2 separate regions of the Homo sapiens genome follow, and region 2 is linked to region 1. The links are chromatin loops, found by intact Hi-C in ENCODE. Cell type or tissue: A673. All regions are shown on one strand. Links, peaks and the distances in the headings refer to the core of each region. The heading gives the core; the rest is flanking DNA. Region 1 has its middle 760 kb from the start of LINC01821. Region 2 has its middle 530 kb from the start of PCGEM1.

What was found. A loop is a pair of places that touch in the nucleus more often than their neighbours do. Peaks named below come from ENCODE experiments on the same cell type or tissue, not always from the same donor. Only the 100,000 strongest peaks of a DNase experiment are listed, where the experiment ranks them.
Region 2: it touches region 1 in a loop (2.1-fold over the local background); 2 of 110 quality-filtered maps call a loop at or near these places.

The regions. Positions count from the first base shown.
Region 1 is chr2:193,578,671-193,590,023 of GRCh38, reverse strand. No RefSeq gene overlaps it. Among named protein-coding and RNA genes, the nearest start is that of LINC01821, 760 kb to the left of the region's middle. RefSeq lists a silencer at 5,155-5,284 and an enhancer at 8,654-9,853. In A673, for the core only: CTCF peaks have their summits at 5,186 (motif pointing right) and 5,815; DNase peaks (open chromatin) are centred at 5,203 and 5,823.
Region 2 is chr2:193,274,233-193,285,585 of GRCh38, reverse strand. It overlaps the pseudogene DNAJC17P1. Among named protein-coding and RNA genes, the nearest start is that of PCGEM1, 530 kb to the right of the region's middle. In A673, for the core only: no CTCF peak of the experiment used is centred there; DNase peaks (open chromatin) are centred at 6,045 and 6,255; H3K27ac peaks cover 2,633 bases.

The DNA of each region.
Region 1 (11,353 bases), core at 1,876-9,875:
CCCATGGGGGAAGAAAACAATATTAAATTGAATTAAAAGTTAATGAAATATTTTACTACTGCATTTTACCACAGCATTTGCAAGTTGTATCTGAGCATCCTAATAATTTTAAAACCACTATCCTCATCTCAATCGTGAAAGGCTGGGAAAAAGTTCTCATTTTATGATCCAGAAAGTCACTATGCAAAAGAAGAGAAATTAAGTTATAAAAAGAAGATACTGTATAACTTGCCTAATGGCCTGTAATCTGCTAAAAGTACAGCTGCAGTAGGCTGTTTAACAGGTGCTATGATTATGGAGCATAGCAAACATGTTAGGCTTTGTAGTGCATTTAATACCTTATAAACAATTGGACTAATTTGGACAAGGCTAACAGATTAGTTCAAATGACACTCTTGTAAAAGGTCTGTGATTATGTTGCACAAATTTGACTGAAATTTTAAACTTAGCAAGGTACTCAGCTTTAAAATGACTAGAATACTATTTTTTAATATTCCAGCACTGATTTCTAATGTTATTCCCTTCATATATAACACCGTACTTTTAAAAGGCAATAATCATTTTGAAGGTATTCTCACAGTTTCCAACATTACAAAACCATGTATTAGAATGTTCCAATAGTTCTACCACAATAGCCCATGTACTTTTTGAAAATGGGCATAAATCCCTGCCGTGAAACCATCAGAGCAAATGATTTGGGGTTTTGCTGCCAAGCAATTAACCATACATGTGTTATTTAAGCACCTCTGAGTAAAGCGATACGATTTTATATGTAGATTGAAAGCCAATCACTTAATAATTGAAGGAAGCTTATCTGTAATGACTGACTTAATGGCAGAACATGTGAACCAAAGGAAGGTATAGCTTGCTTAATGTCAAAAAGAGAAAAAAAGAAAAAAGAAGAAATAAAAGTAACATATATAACAAAACCAAGGTACATTTTAAAAATTCACTAAACTTTAAGAATAAAGAACGGATACAAAGGTCATGTAGGAAAAACAAGAAAAATAATGTCTTCCGGCATGGGCAATAATACAGGAGCCACTCTATTGATAATTTCAAGAGAGGTATTAGCTTGATCAGTCTCCACTCAGAAGGTAGCACCTGTCCACAGGAACACATTTAAGAATTACTAGGCTGGGCGCGGTGGCTCAGGCCTGTAATCCCAGCACTTTAGGAGGCCAAGGCAGGCGGATCACGAAGTCAGGAGATCAAGACCATCCTGGCTAACACGGTGAAACCCCGTCTCTACTAAAAATACAAAAAGTAGCCGGGTGTGGTGGCGGGCACCTGCAGTCCCAGCTACTCGGGAGGCTGAGGCAAGAGAATGGTGTGAACCCAGGAGGCAGAGCTTGCAGTGAGCCGAGATCACGCCACTGCACTCCATCCTGGGTGACAGAGCGAGACTCCATCTCAAAAAAAAAAAAAAAAGTGCATTTCTCAGATGATAAGTGATGTTAAGCATCTTTTAATATGTTTGCTGGCCACTTGTATGTCTTCCTTTGTAAAATGTCTGTTCATGTCCTTTGCCCACTTTTTAATGAAGTTTTTGTTTTTTTTGTTGTTGAGTAGTTTGAGTTCCCAGTAAATTCTGGATATTAACACTCTGTTGGAGGTACCGTTTGCAAATATGTTCTCACATGTGTAGGCTGTCTGTTTACTTTGTTGACTATTTCTTTTGCATGCTTAGTTTATTTAAATCCCAATTGTTTATTTTTGTTTTCGTTGTGTGTCCTTCTGAGAACTTATTCATAAATTGTTTGCCTAGAGAAATGGCCATAGTTTTTCCTAGGTTTTCTACTAGAAATTTTATCTTTAAACTTTAATTCATCTTGAGTTAGTTTGTATATGGTGTAAGATAGGAGTCCAGCTTCATTCCTCAGCATGTGAGTATCCGTTTTTTCCACCACCATTTATTTTATAGCATGTTCTTTTACTAGTGCGTATTTTCATGGACTTTGTCAAAAATCATATGGTTGTAGATATGTCTTTATTTCTAGTTCTCTATTCTGTTCCATTAATTGATGTGTCTATTTTTATACCAGTACTGTGCTGTTTTGGTTACTATAACCTTATAATATTATTTGAAGTCAGGTAATGTGATGCCTAGAGCTTTTTTCATTTTGCTTGAGATTACTTTGACTATTTGGGCTTTTTTTCTTTGCAGATGAATTTTTTGGATTGTTTTACATAATTCTCTGGAGAATGACCTTGGTACTTTGACAGGAATTGCATTGAACCTGTAGGTTGCTTTGGCAGTACAATTTAATGATACTGATTCTTCTGATCCATGAGCATTACATACTTTTTCCATTAATTTGTGTCATATATGATTTATTTAATCAATGTTTTGTAGTTCTCCTTGTAGAGATCTGTCATTTTCTTGGTTAAATATATTCCTAGGTATAATTTTTAGCAAATTTTAAATGGGATTGAGTTCTTGTTTTGGTTCTCAGCTTGACTGGTATTGGTGTATAGAAATGCTACTGATTTTTGTATGTTGATTTTATATCCTGAAAATTTACTGAAGTAATTTATCAAATCTAAAAGTCTTTTGCAGAAGTCTTTAGAGTTTACTAGGTATAAGAGTATATCAACAGCGGACAGAGATAATTTGACTTTCTCTTTTCCAATTTAAATGTTTTTCATCTTTTCCTTTTGCTTGATTGCCATAGCTAGAACTTCCAGTACTATGTTGAATAGCAGTGGTGAAAGTAGGTATCCTTGTCTTGTTCCATTTCTTAGGGGAAGTGCTTTTCCCCATTCTGTTTAATGTTGCCTGTGGGTTTGTTATACATGGCTTTTATTATTTTAAGTATGTTCTTTCTATTCCTAGTTTGGCAAGGGTTTTTGTCATGAAAAAAATGACAAATTTTATTAAATGTTTTTTTCTCAATCTTTTGAGATGATTCTGTGGTTTTTGTTTTTAATTCTTTTATATGGTAAATCACTGATATGGTTTGAATCCTGTGTCCCCACCCAAATCTCATGTTGAAATGTAATCCCCAATCCCCAACAGGAGGTTGGGAGGTGATTGGATCACGAGGGTAGTTTCTCATAAATCATTTAGCACCATCTTCTTTGGTCACCATAGTAAGTGAGTTATCATGAGATCTGGTCATTTAAAAGTGTGTAGCACCTTCTCTCTCTATTTAAAATTTGCTAAAAATTATACCTAGGAATATATTTAACCAAGAAAATGACAGATCTCTACAAAGAGAACTACAAAACATTGATTAAATAAATCATATATGACACAAACTAGTGGAAAAAGTATCTCATGATCATGGATCAGAAGAATCAGTATCTTTAAATTGTACTGCCCAAAGCGATCCACAGGTTCGATGCAATTCCTATCAAACTACCAAGGTGATTCTTCAGAGAATTATGTAAAACAATCCTAAATGGGGTTTCACCATGTTAGCCAGGATGGTCTCAATCTCCTGACCTCATGATCCGCCCACCTTGGCCTCCCAAAGTGCTGGTATTACTGGCATAGCCACCACACCTGGCCGCCACACTCTTAAACAACTAAATCTCACAAGAACGCACTATCATGAGAACAGTACCAAGTGGGTGGTGCTAAACCATTTATGAGAACCCACCCCTATGATCAAATCACCTCCCACCAGGCCCCTGCTCTGACACTGAGGATTACAATTCTACATGAGATTTGGTGGGGGCACTGATCCAAACCATATCAGGCGGGTTTTTTTGTATGCAGCTTATGTTTAAAAAGTTTTTATATTTTTATCCATTCTGCCAACTGACATATTTTAAGTGGAGCATATAGCCCTTTACCTTTAAAGTTAATATTGATATGAGAGGTTTTCTTCTTGCCATAATGTTATTACATATTTGCTTTGCAGTCTCAATTGTGTAATTACTTTATGTGACCTGCACGTTTTTATGATGACAAGTATACCCCTTCCATTTCCATTTTTAACTCGTTTGAGCATTTCTTTTAGGACTGATCTAGTGGTGACAAATTCCCTTGGTGTTTTCTTGACTCGGAGCAACTTTATTTTTCCTTCATTTAGGAAACTTAGTTTAGCAAGATACAAAATTCTTGGCTTGCACTTTTTCTTCTTTAAAAAGACTGTAAATGGGACCCTAATGTCTTCTCATTTGTAATGTTTCTGCTGATATGTCTGCTGTTAGTCTGATGGTATTTCCTTCATAGGTGATTAGATGTTTCTCTCTTGCCCATTTTAGAATTTTTTTCTATCTTGTTGACTTTGTATAGTCTGACGACTATATTCCTTGATGAGTTCCTTCTTGCAATGTATCTCCCAAGAATTCTTTAAATATATTGTATCTGGATGTCTAGAACTTTAACAAGACCAGAAAAGTTTTTCTCAATTATTCCCTAGAATATATTTTCCATATGTTTTATTTTACAATTTTTCTGTTATCTCTGGAATAGTTACTACTTATAGTTTTGAAGGCTTTACATAATCCAATATTTATCAAAAGCTTTTTTTAAAATCTCTTTTGAATTTTTGTTCAAATAGGTTAATTTGAAAGACCTGCCATCTAGTTCTAAAATCTTTTATTTTGCTTATACTAGCCTATTGTTAAAGCTTACAGCTATATTTTGTAATTCTGTCAACACATCTTTTTTTCAGAAGTTTTATAAAACCATATATGTCTCTTCTTTCATATTCTGAATTGTTTTATGATTTATTTGTATTGGCTTTCAATTTTCTTTTGGGTCTCATTAAATTTCTTTAAAATAAACATTTTGAATTCTTTATTTGGTATTTCAAAGATTTCATTTTAATTAGGATCCATTGCTGGGCAGTTAGTGTTTTAACACTCTGTGTTTTCATTCTTCCAGGATTATCTCTCTGGTTCCTTCTTATCTGATTAGCTATCTCCTCTTCTCATTTTTGGATTTGCTTTCATTTGAGTAAGATTTTCCCCCTTGAGGGTGTGGCTATAATATGCATTGTGTAGAGTTCTTTGGCTTTGGTTCCAGGTGCTTTAGTGGCAAAGACTATGTAAGTTTCTTGGTTATAGATATCTTTTGTATGGTGACTTTCTTAAATGCTAGTTGTAGTAGCAATTTGCTGGACATGTGAGTGTGCTCACTGCCTCCTGTGGAGTCAGAATGGGGAGGTCTCAGGAAGCTTATCTCATTCCCTAGTGCTGTGCACTGGTGTCAGATTTTTTGTTTGGTTGTGCAGCTTGATGTCTACACCAGTAGGTGGCAATATGGGTTGGATCTGGCTGCAGTCAACACACATCTCCCTATGCATGATCTTTGTTAACCTTGAGAAGCTCACTGTTGCCTCAGCCAATGGTGTGTCCTGTGAAATGGATAGTAGTCTCAGTTCCCAGCTTAGCCCTGGAGTGGGGAACCAAGCTGAATGGGGCTATGCCAAGCAGGCTCGCCTACATGTCACCCAATGGCAGGTGCAAACACCAGCTCCAAGGGGTGGGTATCTGATGGGCAGCTGCCAAGTGCCCAGACAAGTGCCAAGGTGTAGAGTGGAGATAACTCCACTGTCCCAAGTTGGCTCTCCAGGAAGGGAGGGGCAGCCTGAATTCATAATCTAGAAGAGTGAGTGTTCCAAATGCCCGGATATATGTCTGGGCATGGAGCAGAGGGGGTTCCAATGTATCCAGATCTCCACATGAAAAGGGAGAGTCAGCCCAGGCTTTTCCTCCAGGCAAGTGAGTACATTAAATGCTTGGAAGTACGCCTGGGTGTGGAGCAGAGATGGTACTGCAGCACCAAAATCTATGCACAGAAAGGGAGGAGAGGCTCAGATTCTAATCCAAGCAAGCAGCTGTGCTGAATGCCTGGAATTATGCCTGAGTGTGGATGGAAGAGGGCGCCACTGTACCAAGATTTCCGACCTGGAGAGAGGGATGACACAGGCTTCTAATCCAGTCAAGATAGTGGACTGAATGGTTGGAATTATGCCGGGGCATAGAGCAGACAGGGTGCCACTGCACTAAGATCTCTTCGCAGGAAGGAAAGGGCAATTCAGTCACCTAATCCAGGTGAGCAGGTATGCCAGTTGCCTGGAAATATGTCACCCGGCAAGAAGTAGAGTAGCTGCTGCAGAGCAGAGGAACTGCTGCTACAACTAGGTCTTTGCAGGGGAAGGGAAGGGCAGCTCAGGCCCCTATTTCAGGGAAGCAAGTGCTCTGAATGCCTGGAAATGTGCCCAGGCATCGAGCAGCGGGGGTGACACTAGATTAAGTTATTTGCAAGGGAATAAAGATGTGGCTCACGCTCCCATCTAAGTGAGCACAAATGGGATCCACCTCCCTCCCACTCCTCAGTATTGGTGGTGAACAGTCTTCTGACTAACTAGGATAACAGGCTGGGGCATCCAGTAATGACATATGCAGATGGTCCCTATGCCACAAAGCTGTTTCTCCTGGCCACAAATCACCCTGCCCAAGATAAACCATGGCTTCAGCAACTGTCCTCCCACTCCAGTCCAATGACAGGAGATAGCACAATTTTAGCACTTACTCTGGGGGTGCACTGCAACAGCCACTCAGTTCTGGCTGTGGGGGGCTCTTCCCCCACTACAGAACAAGCACTCCAATTTCTGGGCAGAGATTAAAATATCTACGGTGGCCACTACAGCTGGGTTGTCAAACACTGACTGACTTTGTCATGAGCCTGAATTGAAAATGGCATCCTTCCTTCAGTCCCACATCTGTGAAAAATGCCTGCAGATTTTCTTGGAGTGTTTTCCCTCCATTGTCTCCTGGCTTCTCCCCAGGTTCGCTCCAGGTCTTGGGAGAAACAAGGTGCTCACTAATAATTTGGTTTTCAAAGAATATATAATAAAATGAAAATATTAAGTTTAAAAGGCCAATAACACATATAATACTACATGTAAAGTGTAATTTTTACTTGCTTACATAATATATATATTTGTATATATGTATATGTATATACCTTTATATTATATATGCATGTAATAATTACATTAGAGAAATAAACAGTTTACACACTCTTTTAAAATATATATAGATTTTGGCTTTGTACTTTTCCATATCTTCCAAATTTTACTTATATGACTTTTACAATTAAAAAAACACATTTTATAAATTTGAACAAAGAGAAGATCATGAGAAACAACAGGGAAAAACAAGTCTCTCAGTGTTTTTGGATATATTTATATATGTCAAATTCCAAGCAAAGTGACATGAAAGGTGTATATTTAATGTCTTCTACACCACATTTTTCATCAACATTTTAAACAATATTTCCCATGAAAATACTTCTCAAGTCATGTAATGAAAGCCCTTCAAAAATTTCACTGGGAATAAAACAAGTGCATATATATTTCAGAAATATGAAAACTTGGAACAAGCAGACATTTTACCAGAAGGCAGAGGATAGGTGGTACATTCAGTTTGTGACCACAGAGTTAGGGTCACATTTGGCAAGGAAGTGAAATAAATGCTACTAGATATCAGAAGCTGACAGGGGAGGTGTTATAAATCCACAGCAGAGTAGCAGAGAGAAGGAAAATTAAGACAGCAATGGCAACAACCAATTTAATGGGAGATGAAAAAATAGAGAACGACTAGATGCATCTGATTTTTTTCTAGAAATTACATTTTTATGACAATGTGATGCCCTTTTCGAAGAAACATCTTATGGCTTTCATTTTTTTTTACCCAGAGAATTCTTACACAAGGTAAACATGATGCCGATAGAGGCATAGTGTCAATGTGTCTAATGCTACCAAGTCTTAGAATTAGGTGAAAGAGCATGACTCTCATTGTGTCTCATGTCTGGCCTTCATTCACCAGTTTTATAGTTGATTTTCTTGTTTGTTTGTTTTTCTGCTATATAGACAGAACAGGACTTAATGGGTTGTTCATCGCTTTTGGTTTTTAAAACCCACAATTTCAATTAGTCATGACAAAAACATCCCTGCTGATCACATCACTCTCATTACTTACCTTACCCTTAATGACAACTTTCCTTTGCAGTTGACATGTTGCTACCTGGCTTTTGTCACACTAGAGTGTCAACACTACCAAGAAAATCAATAATTTCACTTCAAAGGCAGCATATTCCACTGTCATTCTCAAATTGCAGAGAGAAAAACACTATAGCATTTTTCAAATATGCTGAATCTCTCTTCAAAAGATTTTTTTTTCCAAAATACCTTGGATAAATAAACCATGTTCTATGTCTTCTTCTGGAATGCATTTAGATAGTAACTGAGCAGGTCTAAAGAACCTGTTTAATTTTACACCATTGTCATAAATATTTAGATTATTTTGCTATATCAAACTGAAGGATTTCTGAGATCTTAACTTCATTTACCATAGGCATTACTGAATGAAGGTTATAGGCACACTAATCAAAACATAAATCTAAAAAAAACCCAGTTACACCATTTATAGCTGCTTGAACTAGCATATTGACTGAAAAAAAAATCTCTCTTCAGTTCATTTATATCAATATATTTAGTATAATTTAAAATTACCTCCCTGTATTTATCTAACACAAACTGTATAGGGTTTCATAGACATTTCTCAGAGTCTTACTGCTTTAAATTAGCAGTGTTGAATTTCTTTATTTTATGATCTTTGTTTTTGAAGTTATTGATGCAGTGGAGCTGTGGAAATCTGGCGCTAAGCATTGATCTAGAGGCTCTGGAGGAGGAAAGAAGAGAGTCATCAGGAGAAATGGCATTCCTTTTGAATGGGAACCCTTCAGGAGTGTATTTTTCTTTTTCTTTTTCCTTTCCCTTGACCCTCATACAATGACAACTGCCCTTGAGTATAAATATAAACTAAGGTGGAAATGAAGTGGAGGTAATTCAAATTGATAAGATCAGGGCTCTTCACATCTATTCAAGATATTTTTATAGTTGTGGTCCTGGAAACTCCATAGTGGAATTGTGAAAATGACCTTCTCTGATATTTTTAATTAAATTGCTTCATAGAGGTATGATTAACATTTAAAAGCGTACATATTTAATGTATATAACTTGATTAGTTTGCAGATAATATATACCCATGAAACCATCACAATCAATGCCATAAACATATCCATTGCCTGCAAAAGTTACTCTTTTTTTGTGATAAGAACATAGCATCAGATCTGTCCTCTCAGAAATTTTTAGGTATAGAATTCAGGATTGTAAACTATAGGCACTATGCAGTACATTAGAGCTTTAGAATCTGTTCGTCTTGCATAACCGAAACTATGTAGCATTTGACCAGTACTTTCCATTCTGACACTCCCCCGCTATCCCCTGGCAACCACCATTCCACTCTGTTTCTGAGTTTCACTACTTTAGATTCGTCATATAAGTGGGATAATGTGGTATTTGTCCTTCTGTGTCTGGCTCATTTCACTTAGCATAATGTCCTCTAGAATGCTCCATGTTGTTGCATGTGGCAACATTTTTTTTCTTTCTTTTTCTTTTTGGAGACGGAGTCTCACTCTGTCACCCAGGCTGAAGTGCAGTGGCAGCATCTCGTCTCACTGCAACTTCCGCCTCCCGGGTTCAAGCAATTCTCCTGCCTCAGCCTCCCGAGCAGCTGGGACTACAGGCGCACGCTGTCACGCCCGGCTAATTTTTTGTATTTTAGTAGAGACGGTGTTTCACCGTGTTGCCCAGGCTGATCTCGAGCTCCTGAGTTCAGCAATCCGTCTGCCTAGGCTTCCCAAAGTTCCGGGATTATAGGCGTGAGCCACCGTGCCCGACTGGCAACATTTTTTAAAGGTGAATAATACTCCATTTTCTGTATATAGCACATTTTCTTTATCCATTTATCATTTGATGGACTCTTAGGTTGCCCCCACATCTTGGCTATTGTAAATAATGCTGCAATGGACATGGGAGTGCAGATATCTCTTTGAGATTCTGATTTAAATTTCACAGTGACCAAAGAGTTAGGGTCACATTTGGCAAGCAAGAGAAATAAATACCCTTTATTGGAAAAATCATTTGCAAATATTTCTTCCAATTTTTAGATTGTTTTTTTCATTTTGTTGATTGTTTCCTTTGCGCTGCAGAAACCATTTAGTTTTATGTAATCCCACTTGTATCTTTTTACTTATGTTGCTTGTGCTTTTGGTGTCATATTCATGAAATCATAGCCAAAGCCAAGGCCAAGGTCTTCCCCTATGTTTTATTTTAGGAGTTTTATGGTTTCAGATCTGATATTTAAATATGTAGTCTGTTCTGAGTTTATTTTTGTGTGTGGTTTAAAATAAAGGTTCAAATGTATTTTTCACTTCTTTGTCTATTTCCAGTTTTCCCACCATGATTTTTTGAAAAGACTATTCTTTCCCCATTGTGTATTCTTCGCACCCGTGTCAAAAATCAGTTGACGGACTATGTGTGGATTTATTTCTAGATTCTCTATTTTGTTCCATTGATCTATATGTCTGATTTTATGCCATTTGTAATATATTCCGCAATTAGAAACTAAGATGCCTCCAGGATTTTTCTTGCTCAAAATTCCTTTGGCTCTCTAGCAACGTTTGTGTTTCCATATAAACTTTAAGACACATGTATATGTATACATATTTTTTTAATATATTAAATTAAAATATCAAATATACAAATACATTTAATATCATATATTCAATAATAAATATGTATATATTTCATATATATATATATCTGTGGGAAAATGTCATTGGTATTTTGATAGGGATTGCAATGAATCTGTAGATTGCTTTCGGTATTAAAGGCACTGTCACAATTTTAATTTTTCTTTTTTCTTTTTATTTTCTCTTTTCTTTCTTTCTTTTTTTTTTTTTTTTGAGACGGAGTTTCTTTCTTGTTGCCCAGGCTGGAGTGCAATGGCGCAATCTCGGCTCACCGCAACCTCTGCCTTACAGGTTCAAGCAATTCTCCTGCCTCAGCCTCCCGAGTAGCTGAGATTACAGGCATCCACCACTACGCCCGGCTAATTTTGTATTTTTAGTAGAGACGGGGTTTCTCCATGTTGAGGCTAGTCTCAAACTCCTGACCTCAGGTGATCCACCCGCCTCAGCCTCCCAAAGTGCTGGGATTACAGGCGTGAGCCACCGCGCCCGGCCCCCACAATTTTAATTTTTCTAACCAATGAACACAAGATATCTTTTCATTTACATGTGTCTGCTTTAAACTCTTTCTTTGTTTTATGGTATTCAGTGTACAAGCCTTTCTCCCCATTGGTTAACTTTATTCCTGAGTATTTTCTTCTTTTTGATGCTATTGTAAATGGGATTATTGTCTTGATTTCTTTTCCAGACAGTTTCTTGTTAGTGTATAGAAATACAACTGATTGTGTAGCCTACATTTTACTAAATTCATTAGTTTTAACAATGTGAGGTGGCACTTTAGGGTTTTCTACATGT
Region 2 (11,353 bases), core at 1,711-9,710, 300 kb after region 1:
AATAAACAGCTGGGACCTAATTAAACTAAAGAGCTTTTGCACTGCAAAAGGAACAGTCAGCAGAGTAAACAGACAACCCACAGAGTGGAAGAAAATCTTCACAATCTATACTTTTGACAGAGGACTAATATCCAGAATCTATAACGAACTGAAACAAGTCAGTAAGAAAAAATAATCCCATCAAAAACTGGGCTAAGGACATGAATAGACAGTTCTCAAAAGAAGATATACAAATGGTCGACAAACATATGAAAAGATGCTCAACATCACTAATGATCAGGGAAATGCAAATCAAAACCACAATGGGGTACCACCTTACTCCTGCAAGAATGGTCATAATAAAAAAATCAAAAAACAGTAGATGTGGTGGTGGATGTGGCTAACAGGGAACAGTTCTACACTGCTGGTGGGAATGCAAACTAGTACAGCCACTATGGAAAAAAGCGTGGAGATTTCTTAAAGAACTAAAAGTAGATCTACCATTTGATCTAGCAGTCCCACTACTCAGTATCCATCCAGAGGAAAAGAAGTCAGTATTAGAAAAAGATACTTGAACATGCATGTTTACAGCAACATGATTCACAATTGCAAAATTGTGGAACCAACCCAAATGCCCATCAATCATCGAGTGGATAAACTGTGGTGTGTCTGTGTGTATATATATACATATATAACGGCTGCATAGTATTCCATCATACATATATATGTATACATATATGTATATATATGTGTGTGTGTGTATATATATATATGTATATGTATGATGGGATACTATGCAGCCATTAAAAGGAATGAATTAACAGCATTTGCTGTGACCTGGATGAGACTGGAGACTATTATTTTAAGTGAAGTAACTCAAGAATGGAAAACCAAACATCATATGTTCTCACTGATATGTGGAGCTAAGCTATGAGGACGCAAAGGCGTAAGAATAATACAATGGACTTTGGGGAAGGATGGAAGTGGGGCAAGAGATAAAAAGAGATAAAAGACTACAAATATGGTGCAGTGTATACTGCTGGGGTGATGAGTGCATCAAAATCTCACAAATCACCACTAAAGAACTTACTCATGTACTCATGTACCCAAATACCACCTGTACCCCAATAACTTATGGAAAAATATAATAAAATAAAAAATAAAAAAGTTATCATGGTACTAGGTAGTTCAGTAGTGGAAAAAAAATGTTTACAGAGCCATAGTAACAAAAATATTGACTACAAATTTAATTTTAAAAAATGTATATATATAGAGAGAGAGGGAGAGACCAGATTCATTATTTAGTATATATGTAATGTTCCATATATTTCAAATAAATATGTATTGTTACTAGATAGAGTGTTCTATAAATGTTAATAAGGTCAAGTAGATTAGTTGTCAGTTTTTATCTAATTGTTTTAAAAATTACTGAGAAACAGATATTAAAGTCCTCAATTATGATCATGAGTTTGTCTCTCTTCAATTCTCTGTGTTTTCTTCATACATTATAAAATTCTTCTTTTAAGAGTATGCACATGTAAGATTGCTATGCTATCTGATTAATAGTTTATTTTGTCAATACATTTTTCTTTGTTTTCCTAGATGTCTTAAAGTCTACTTTCTGTCGTTAATATCCTCATAGCATATTTCTTATTGATATGAGTAGATCTAAGTCTCTCTCTCGCTCTCTAAAAAAAGTACATATGTGTATATATGTGTGTGTATATATTTACACACACATATACTTTTTTTGCTTATATACATTTTTTTTTTGAGTGAAAGTGACGGTCAATGGCAACTTTTTATATTCTAAGTGGAGAGAGAATTCAACTTTTACTTTGCTATACAAAATATAACAATATACAATTTTCTTGAGAGAATAAAAATCTATGAGTTATGGCCACCCTTCATAAGAAAACTAATCTCATTTATTCTAAGAAGCCTATGTCTACACGGAACCCTCCTCTGTGATTTCATAAGGACGTACCATTCCAAAGAAGAAGTTTCTGGGTTTTAAAAGTGATTTACTATCTTGGCCATACTGTATTATGGCTGGTATCTTGTGGAGAGTGGGGAAGCAGTAGAAAAAGTCCTTTTATATTTAGTCTCCTAGAGGCTTCTATTCTGATCATTCACATTGCTACGTTAGGCACCACTACCTTTGATAAAGAAACAGCAGAGGAAAATGCTATGAATAAACACACACACTCGAAGATACCATTTTTTAAAAGTTCTACAAAAAGCCTATTTTGCTAACAGAATCTCTTTACTTTGGTGTCACACTTGAGCTTATCTAGTGTTTTCCAGATGCACTTTCTTCACCTCAAAAAGCCATATTTAAACAACAACGACAAAAAAGTACATTAAGAAAAATTCTTCATACTCTCTGCCAAAATCACATGTACTTTACTGAAACAGATGATATCATCTTTGATATCCAGTGAAATATACATTGTAAAAAAATTAAGATAATGGCAAAGTTACCATATGTTTGTTTTTCACAAGTTGTCAACAGGAAACTTGCTCTTGGGGTGTTGGTTATTTGTCAGCAATTATTAATAGGTATGGACACCGACAAAGTCCCCACTGGGGTTTAGCCCTCAAAATAGCTGAGAACTAAAAACCCATCAGTAAGCAGCTGCTGCTATCATGAAGTGCACACTGCAGTTAAAATTTACATGGAAGTGTTCATATTAAATATAAATTTTTAAATTACCCAATGGTGATAAAATTGCTTTTTATTTAAATTTATTTTTAATTTGCAAGCATATTAATTAGAACAGATGCAGTTTTGTAAAAACATCTTAAAAATCTTAAATTTAAATTAAATCATTATTTGTATTAAGGTTTCACAAAAACATACCTTAAAATTTAAATAACTCTAGAAAAAGCATGATACAAATAAGCAATGTTCAATTTCAATCACTTCACCAATTGTCTTTGGGTCAGTTGGTGACTTCGTTGTTCTTGGCTAGGCCCACTTATGTGTCTGGGGATTAACTAGCCTATTTGCTTATCAAGGCTGTGCACACCTGGGATGACTAGAGCAACTCAGATACACTTCACATTTCTTACCCTCCAGTAGACTAGTCTGGGTATGCCCTTGTGGTATTAATAGAAGAATGAGAGAGGAGAAAAACCCAATCATACGGGCACATTTCAAACTCCTATTTGCATGATATTGGCTAACATTCAATTGATCAAAGCAAATCACATGACCAAACCCAGAGTCAAGCAATGGGCAAATCCAAGTGAAGTGGCAAAGAGCATGGAAACAGGGAGGTGTAAAACATAGGTGGATGGTGCAGTGGCTCATCCTGTAATACAAGCACTTTGGGAGGCTGAGGCAGGAAGACGGCTTGAGCCCAGGAGTTTGAGGCCAACCTGGGGAACAGTGAGAACTGGTGGCTACCAAAAATATTTTAGAAATTAGGTGGGTGTGCCCAGCATGGTGGCTCATGCCTGTAATCTCAGCACTTTGGGAGGCTGAGGTGGGTGGATCATTTGAGGTCAGGAGTTCAAGACCAGCCTGGCCAACATGGTGAAACCCCATCTCTACTAAAAATACAAAAAGTTAGCTGGGGGTGGTGGTGGGCACCTGTAATCCCAGCTGCTCGGGAGGCTGAGGCAGGAGAATTGCTTGAACCCAGGAGATGGAGGTTGCAGTGAGCCAAGATCATGCCACTGCACTTCAGCCTGGGTGACAGAGTGAGACTCCATCTCAAAATAAATAAATAAATGAACAAATAGCTGGGTGTGTGGTGTGCACCTATAGTGCTAGACACTAAAGAGGCTTAGGTGAGAGGATTGCTAGGGCCCAGGAGTTCAAGGCTGCAGTGGATTATCACTGTGCCACTGCACTCCAGCCTATGCAAGAAAGACCCTGTCTCAGAAAGATTTTTTTTGAAAGGGGGGTGGGGGAAACACATAAGGGTCATTGACACAATATTCTCATCATTTACAGGCCTTAAACTTAAATTTTTATCTCTTTCACATTTATCATATTTTTGAATATATCTAAAATCATATGAGAAAATTTATGGTTAATTCAAGATTATTAGGATAAATAATATTTTTTGTTTCTATGTCTATTGGCATATCTGCACAACCCATATAAAGGTGATTTTAAAAATTACCTGTGTAAAGGGAAGATTTTGCCGTTGGAAAGCACATAGAATTCATTAGCATTGAAAGCAAATTTGAATGGTCTGTCTGGAGTTCTTGGTATCCTATGCTCTCCACATATGTAAGAAAGAATGACTTTTGTCTTTAACATATCAGTTGTTTAGATGAGTATAAAAATAATAGTCACTAATCCAGATGTTTCATAATATCAAATTAATTCAAGAAAAATAAGTTTATATAAATTAATAATATCCATCGAGCTCTTCCCACTTCTCCAATAAAGTCAGAAAATTTAGAACACTAAAAACAGTGAGAAAAGAATGCACAGTGGATCAGTAGAAAAGAACATAAAGGCATAGAAAGAGGTGAAATCACATAAGGATGATGGAGAGGAAATTTATATATAAGAGTTAACATTGTGCATGTTATTCCAAATAGTAAGAGTTAAATACTGATTAAAATATTATTATTTTCACAGAAGAGTTGAGGAAGGTAGCATTCATTTAGTTTTTCTACCTACAGTTATAACCAAAGGAAAAAGCTTGTGTTGAAATGTCTAGCTGTGGAGATGTTTGTCATTGCAGACACTTTTATTTGTAATTCATGCAATGTAAATAAAGCAAAGTAGAGAAAATATTGTGGTAAAAGAAAAAGCTGTATATTTTTTCTTTTTAAAATAAACAACAAATTTGGCAAATATAGAATTTCTAAACCATGATTTGTAGAAAAGTGAGATTATACATATTATATATATATATACCTGAATAAGTACATATAAGAATATGTACTTGAATAAGATGGAATGAAAATTTTTATACATGTGTAGATTTGTAGACAAAAGATGATGTCTGACAATGCTACATGATATGAAGAAGTAAGCAGAGTACATATCTTAGCAAATTTTGATGCATAAAATCAAGATTCTTGACAAATAACAAAAATTCATATCAAAGCACATTTTCTCAAAAAAAGTTTTACATAATGAAAATATGTAACACTATACATTGGTTTGTTCTTTTTAAACATGGGTTTAGTGTGAAATGTAACACATAAAGATAATTATTTACAATTAATTAAAATATAAACCTCAATGAATTATCAAAATGTGAACTCATGTAATTTATAGAAAAATCAGGAAATAGAACAACTTAAACCAACCAGAATCCTATCTCATGCTATATCTTAATGATTACCTCCTTCCTCCTGGGGTTTTTAGGATGCTTCTAATGTTTTGCATCTTAAACTAAAGAAAATTCTATAGGATTGTTAATTTTGTATAAATTGATCAAGTTATACACTTATAATTTGTGTACATATTTTATATTTCAATTTTAAAAATGTAATAATGCTTTGTTATCATAAAGTCCTTTAACTCTCCTTAAATGTTAGTTTATTAGGACATATCTGACACACTATAAGCCCCCAGTATAGGTAAATTTTAACCACGAGTTCTCTGAGCAGCAAAATAACAACAATAGCAACAACATCAAACTAACAAACGATATAAAACAAGTTTTAAAATGAGAGTTTGGGGGTTAGAAGTTTGTTTTCTGCTCTCCATCTTTATTGGGATGGAATTTGTTCACATATGTGAGCAAATCAATATTCAAAATTGAGAGGCTATAACAAAATAAAGGGGAAATAACTGGATCAATTTGAAAAGGCCTGAGTTTGCATAATAATTATTTATTTGAAATCTGTGAAACATGTCTCTCAGCACAAGAACTAAATCTTACACTTGGGTGTATGGACAGCACAAAGTACATCACTTTCATTTATTTTATGCCAAATAAATCATTGTTGGAAGGAAGGAAGGAAGGAAGGAAGGAAGGAAGAAGAGCTATTAAGGTACGGTGGAAATACATGAATCTTAGATGTAGATAGGGCTGAATTGGACCCTAGTTAAGCTATGCCCATATTTTCTGCATCTACAGAAACTTTTTCATCTTTTTACGTTTTGGGCTTGCAATATTCAGATTCAAAGTAACATCATGTGAGCTGGAAAAATTAAGTGATATATTTCATGCAAAATTTGTATTTTAATAATGCATCCAAATGTGTCCAAGGAAAGATAAATGTTAACTTCCCTGTCTCTGAAAATTTTATACTGTGAAAGTGTCTGTTTTATTGACTTAATGGTTTATTTTGTAAGGATTAATTGAAATGATATATGTGCATGCCCCTTATAAACCTAAGAGTACTAGGGATATTATGAGGTGTACATTTTAAATAACATTTATGTTATTCACCAGACACCAGCTTTCCTAGGCTGAGCCAAAATAGAAAAACAGGCCATAAAAAGAGAGCCCAGCAAATCAATCTGTAATGATCACTAAAGCATCACTGGGGTAGATCCACAGTGCCAGTTATTTTTGGTCTCTATAGCGAACTGTCCCTTCAGAAAACTAGCAAATCCTATTTTTTCTGACAAGACTGGTTAAATTAATTTTCCTCAAATCGAAGTTTAATAGAGCAATGGTAAAGTGTGCCCCTAAATAAGTAAAATTAAAATAACCCCAAATCCAAAAACCTTTCATCTGTTTTCACAAAGTGAAAGGATGGAAAATGATTACCCTATATAGAGATCATATTTAGGGCTGTTTTCTAATACATTATATTACTAAGACACATCATTAAACACAAGTAGAACTAAACTTTGTAGGCTTCAAATATAATTAATAGCCTTATAACCTTCTCTTGGAATTTCTCAGCTCAAGCATCTATAAATTGGGTTTTCCTGAATGAGTGCATTTTTTGCTTGAATCTTTAGTACTTCTGATGTAATCTGAATAATACACATGATCCCAAACCTTCTATACTCAATTTTAAAAATGTGTAAATGCAGTACATACCAATTCTTTTTTTTTTTTTTTTTTTTGAGACACAATCTCACTCTGTCTCCCAGGCTGGAGTGCAATGGTGCGATCTCGGCTCACCGCAACCTAGCCTCCCAGGTTCAAGTGATTCTCCTGCCTCAGCATCCTGAGTACCTGGGATTACAGGTGCCTGTCACCACATCTGGCTAATTTTTGTATTTTTAGTGGAGATGGGGTTTCACCATGTTGATAACACCGGTCTCAAACTCCTGATCTCAGGTGATCTGCCTGCCTCCACCTCCCAAAGTGCTGGGATTACAGGCTTCAGCCACCGTGCCTGGCCATTACAGACCAATTCTTAGAAACTTATTTTCAACTTGTTGAATGTATTTGTAAAGATGAGAGAAAAATATTAAAATGTTAAATAAGGTTTCTATTTTACACTATCAATAAAATGTACATATTTTTAATGATTTTCTTAAACATATTTTTTCCCTCATTTTTTTTTCTGTCAGGTATAATTGCACCCACCCACCAATTTTAAATACAGGATAATGTCAAAATCGTCGGGAAATTAATAGAAATTTTAAATCCACAAACACGTGATATGGAACAGATATTCAAAAAAATCCCATTAAGTTAAACATTATCCCTATTTCAGGAACCCATCTGCAATATTTTAATTAGAATGCTTCTTTCCTGAAAATGCACATTCATTCTGTATGCTATTAAAATCATCCATAACTAAAAGTAAATAATGCTGTTTTAAAATATTGCAATGCATTTTCATGACTTGCTTTGCTTACGAACACAGGAATTTGTTCATAAATTATCTTTAAGAAATATGTAAATCTCCATACTTTATGAATGAGAAGACCAAATCAAAATAATGTGGCAGTCTGGGTTCATTTGGGAGATAAACATCACACAGTAGATTAGCAGGGATGTTTGATACAAAGCACTATTAAGTATGGTTAAAAAAAAAAAAAGAAAAGAAAGAAAAATGGAGTACGAATCCGTCAGGTCAGAACCATGGCAGTGACCAAGGAGCAAGATCTTACAGATGGACCTGTACGCGCTGCTAGACATTGAGGAGAAGGTGGCAGACAAAGAGGTGGAGAAGGCATATAGGCAGAAGGCCTCCTCCTGCTACCCTGAACTCTTCCACTGGCAGCTGAACTCTTCCACCAGCATTCTCAGGCCTTGGAGGTGCTGACCGATGCTGCAGCCGGGGCTGCGTATGACAAGGTCAGGAAAGCCAAGAAGCAGGCAGCAGAGAGGACTCAGAAACTAGATGAAAAAAGGAATAAAGTGAAGCTTGATCTGGAGGCCCGGAAGCGGGAGCGGCAGCACCAGGCGGAGGGGGAGGGAGAGGGGGAGGAGGAGGAGGAAGGGGAGGGGGGAGGAGGAGGAGGAAGAGGAGGAGGAGCTGGAGGAGAGCCTGAGCACCAGGACACTAGAGCGAGAGATCAAACGCCTGAGTGAAGAGGGTTCCCGGCAGCTGGAGGAAGAGCAGAGGCTGATCTGGGAGCAGATACACCAGGAGCGTGACCAGAGGTTGAGAGGAAAGACAAAATACTAAAGGCCAAGGAACCCCCAAACTAAAGCTAAAATGGAAGCGCAAGAAGGCTCGGGGGGAGTCAAAAGGTGGCTACTCCAAAGACGTCCTCCTATGGCTTTTGCAAAAGTATGGTGAGGTTCTCAACCTGGTGCTTTCCAGTAAGAAGGTAGGCACTGCTGTGGTGGAGTTTGCGACTGCCAAGGCTGCGGAGCTGGCTGTCCAGAATGAAGTTGGCCTGGTGGATAACCCTCTGAAGATTTCCTGGTTGGAGGGACAGCCCCAGAGCACCGTGGGCCCCAGCCGCCCAGCACTGTCAAAGGGCTCAGTGCTGTCGGTGAGGGAATACGAGAGCGTCATCGTGATGCACATGCGCCATGCGGCCGAGCTGCAATGGCTGATCTCAGACATGCACCAGCAAGACCGAGAGGGGCAGCCCACGTAACCCTGGCTCCAGCCACCCGCCGGCAGCCTTTTTCTTTAACGTCACCAATAAACTTTTGTTTGTCTGTTTTTAAGAAAAAAAGAAGGAATGATAAGATGTAAGGAAACTCTGTATGGTATCTTAGGGCTGATGCAGAGTACTCAAGGACAAACTTGGAAGGTGTTCAGACTTTATTGGAGAAAATGTGGGTCAGTTCACTGGATACCAGGAAAGTTCTCAATTTTGGTCAGACCACAGCTGATCCGAGTTCCTTGGCAAGTGAAAGGCCACCTGCAGGGTGTAGGGGATCAACAACTCTAAGCAAGTGTATCCAAGGGATTCCCGGCAATTGGTGGGGCCGGAGATCTTTAGAGCGGACAGTCTGTGGGAGCTCCGGTTTCCAGAGAGTGCTGTGCAAAGATAATCACCAGACAGAGGCTGCAATGTCACAGAGGGACAAAGGCTGGGCAGGTGACTGGGGCAGGCTCTACTAGCTATCCTCACCCCAGTCCTGCTGACACCCGGCTCACACAGGAAGTCTCTTTCTACTGCACTATTCCTCAAGCACCCTCTACTGCTCTTATCAAAGGAAAAATTATTTAAAATATTCTGTTTTAGAGCATACGTTGAAATGTGAATTCAGAGCCGAGAAATAATAAACTGACAACTGACACAAATGATTATTAGGGATACTTTAAGTTATCTTTAGTCATCTGAGGAGAAAACTAAGTCATCAATGAACTGCATGGAAGTAAAAAAGTCAAGCAATAAAAGCATAACTGAATAAACCGAGACTGCAACATCATTTTGATTTGGTCTTCTCATTCATAAAGTATGGACACTTACATAAACCTTACAGATAACTTATGATCAAATTCCTGTCTTCACAAGCAAGTGGCTTAGTTCTAAATGCAGACATATAATTCCAAGTATAATTTAAATACTAGAAATTCCTCACAAAATTGCTATACTAGGTTTTCACTTATGGGTAGAAATACTAACTGAGATTGCATCTTTCTTTAGGATTTATAAGTTCAGCCAACAAGCCTAAGCAGATTATATTCACATACTGATAAATTTAATTATGGCAGATGAGTGGTTCTTAAATTTATTTTGTTATTTGTCCTTTGTTTTGCTATGTCTTGTGCTTCCTTAACTACTCTTAGTTCAAAATTCATATTCGTGATTTCAAATTCAGGCTTCTCAGAGTTGACATTTATTGGGCTTCACCTGAGCTATCTGAACATATTCAGTAAAATCATTATGTTCCCAATAAATATGTAATAAAAGAATTTGTCTAGTCTTTCTTACTGTCTGTTACTGAAGTAGTGGTAGAGGGTGTGGAGGGAGAGCTGGGTAATTCCATTACATTTTCATTCTCCCAGAACCCAATAACTGACATGAGTTGCCTGCTATCCTGGCCCAGCCAGGGTTCCCTTCACTACCTGCAAAGCAGTCTCACCTTAGACAGATTTGGACCACATAGAAAAAAAATAATAAAATTAAACAAGAAATAGGCAGGGACATATAAACAAGTAAGATATGATGTTTCTTTAGCTCAGAGAAATATATAGAGCAATCAATAGAAATAATCTAGGAGAAGAACATAAACTCATTACACTAAGCACTGATGAGAATCAGAAACGAGCTTCATTCATTGGAAAGCTTCCAGACTCGAGTTTCTAGGTGATGACTTAGTCAAATCACCAATCAGATGTTCTTATGAAACTAGCAATATTTTGAACTGTGCTTGCTTGGGATGAATGAAAGAAAAATTGAGAAGTATCCCCTTATTTATTTGGAGAAATGTAGACTTCGTTTGTAAAAATCAGCAATAAAATTTCCTAATGTTTAATAAGTACTCAGAATATTATGTCATCGATCACATTATATAACAAAAGTAGGTAGTGTTTTTATTCATACAAATGGGTTACTTTTTAATGCAGTCATTTGGAAATAGATCCACTTACTATAATAAACTTTTTTTTTACAGCTTTAAAGCATTTTCTCTTTATTTACTATTTACTTATTCATCAATTTTACTTATTTAGTTCTTTCTTCTTATGTATTTTTGTTTCACATTTCTTTACCCTTTATTTTTTATTTATTTATTTATTTATTTTGAGACAGAGTCTCGCTGTGTCTCCCAGGCTGGAGTGCAGTGGCGCAATCTCGGCTCACTGCAAGCTCTGCCTCCCAGGTTCACACCATTCTCCTGCCTCAACCTCCCTAGTAGCTAGGACTACAGGCACCCACCGCCACACCCAGCTAATTTTTTGTATTTTTAGTAGAGACGAGGTTTCACCGTGTTAGCCAGGATGGTCTCGATCTCCTGACCTTGTGATCCACTGACCTCGGCCTCCCAACCCTTTATTTTTTATTGTTTTAAATTTTGGTAAATATATACCAAGAAATAATATATGGCAGTTAGAATTCCCATTATTGGATGTG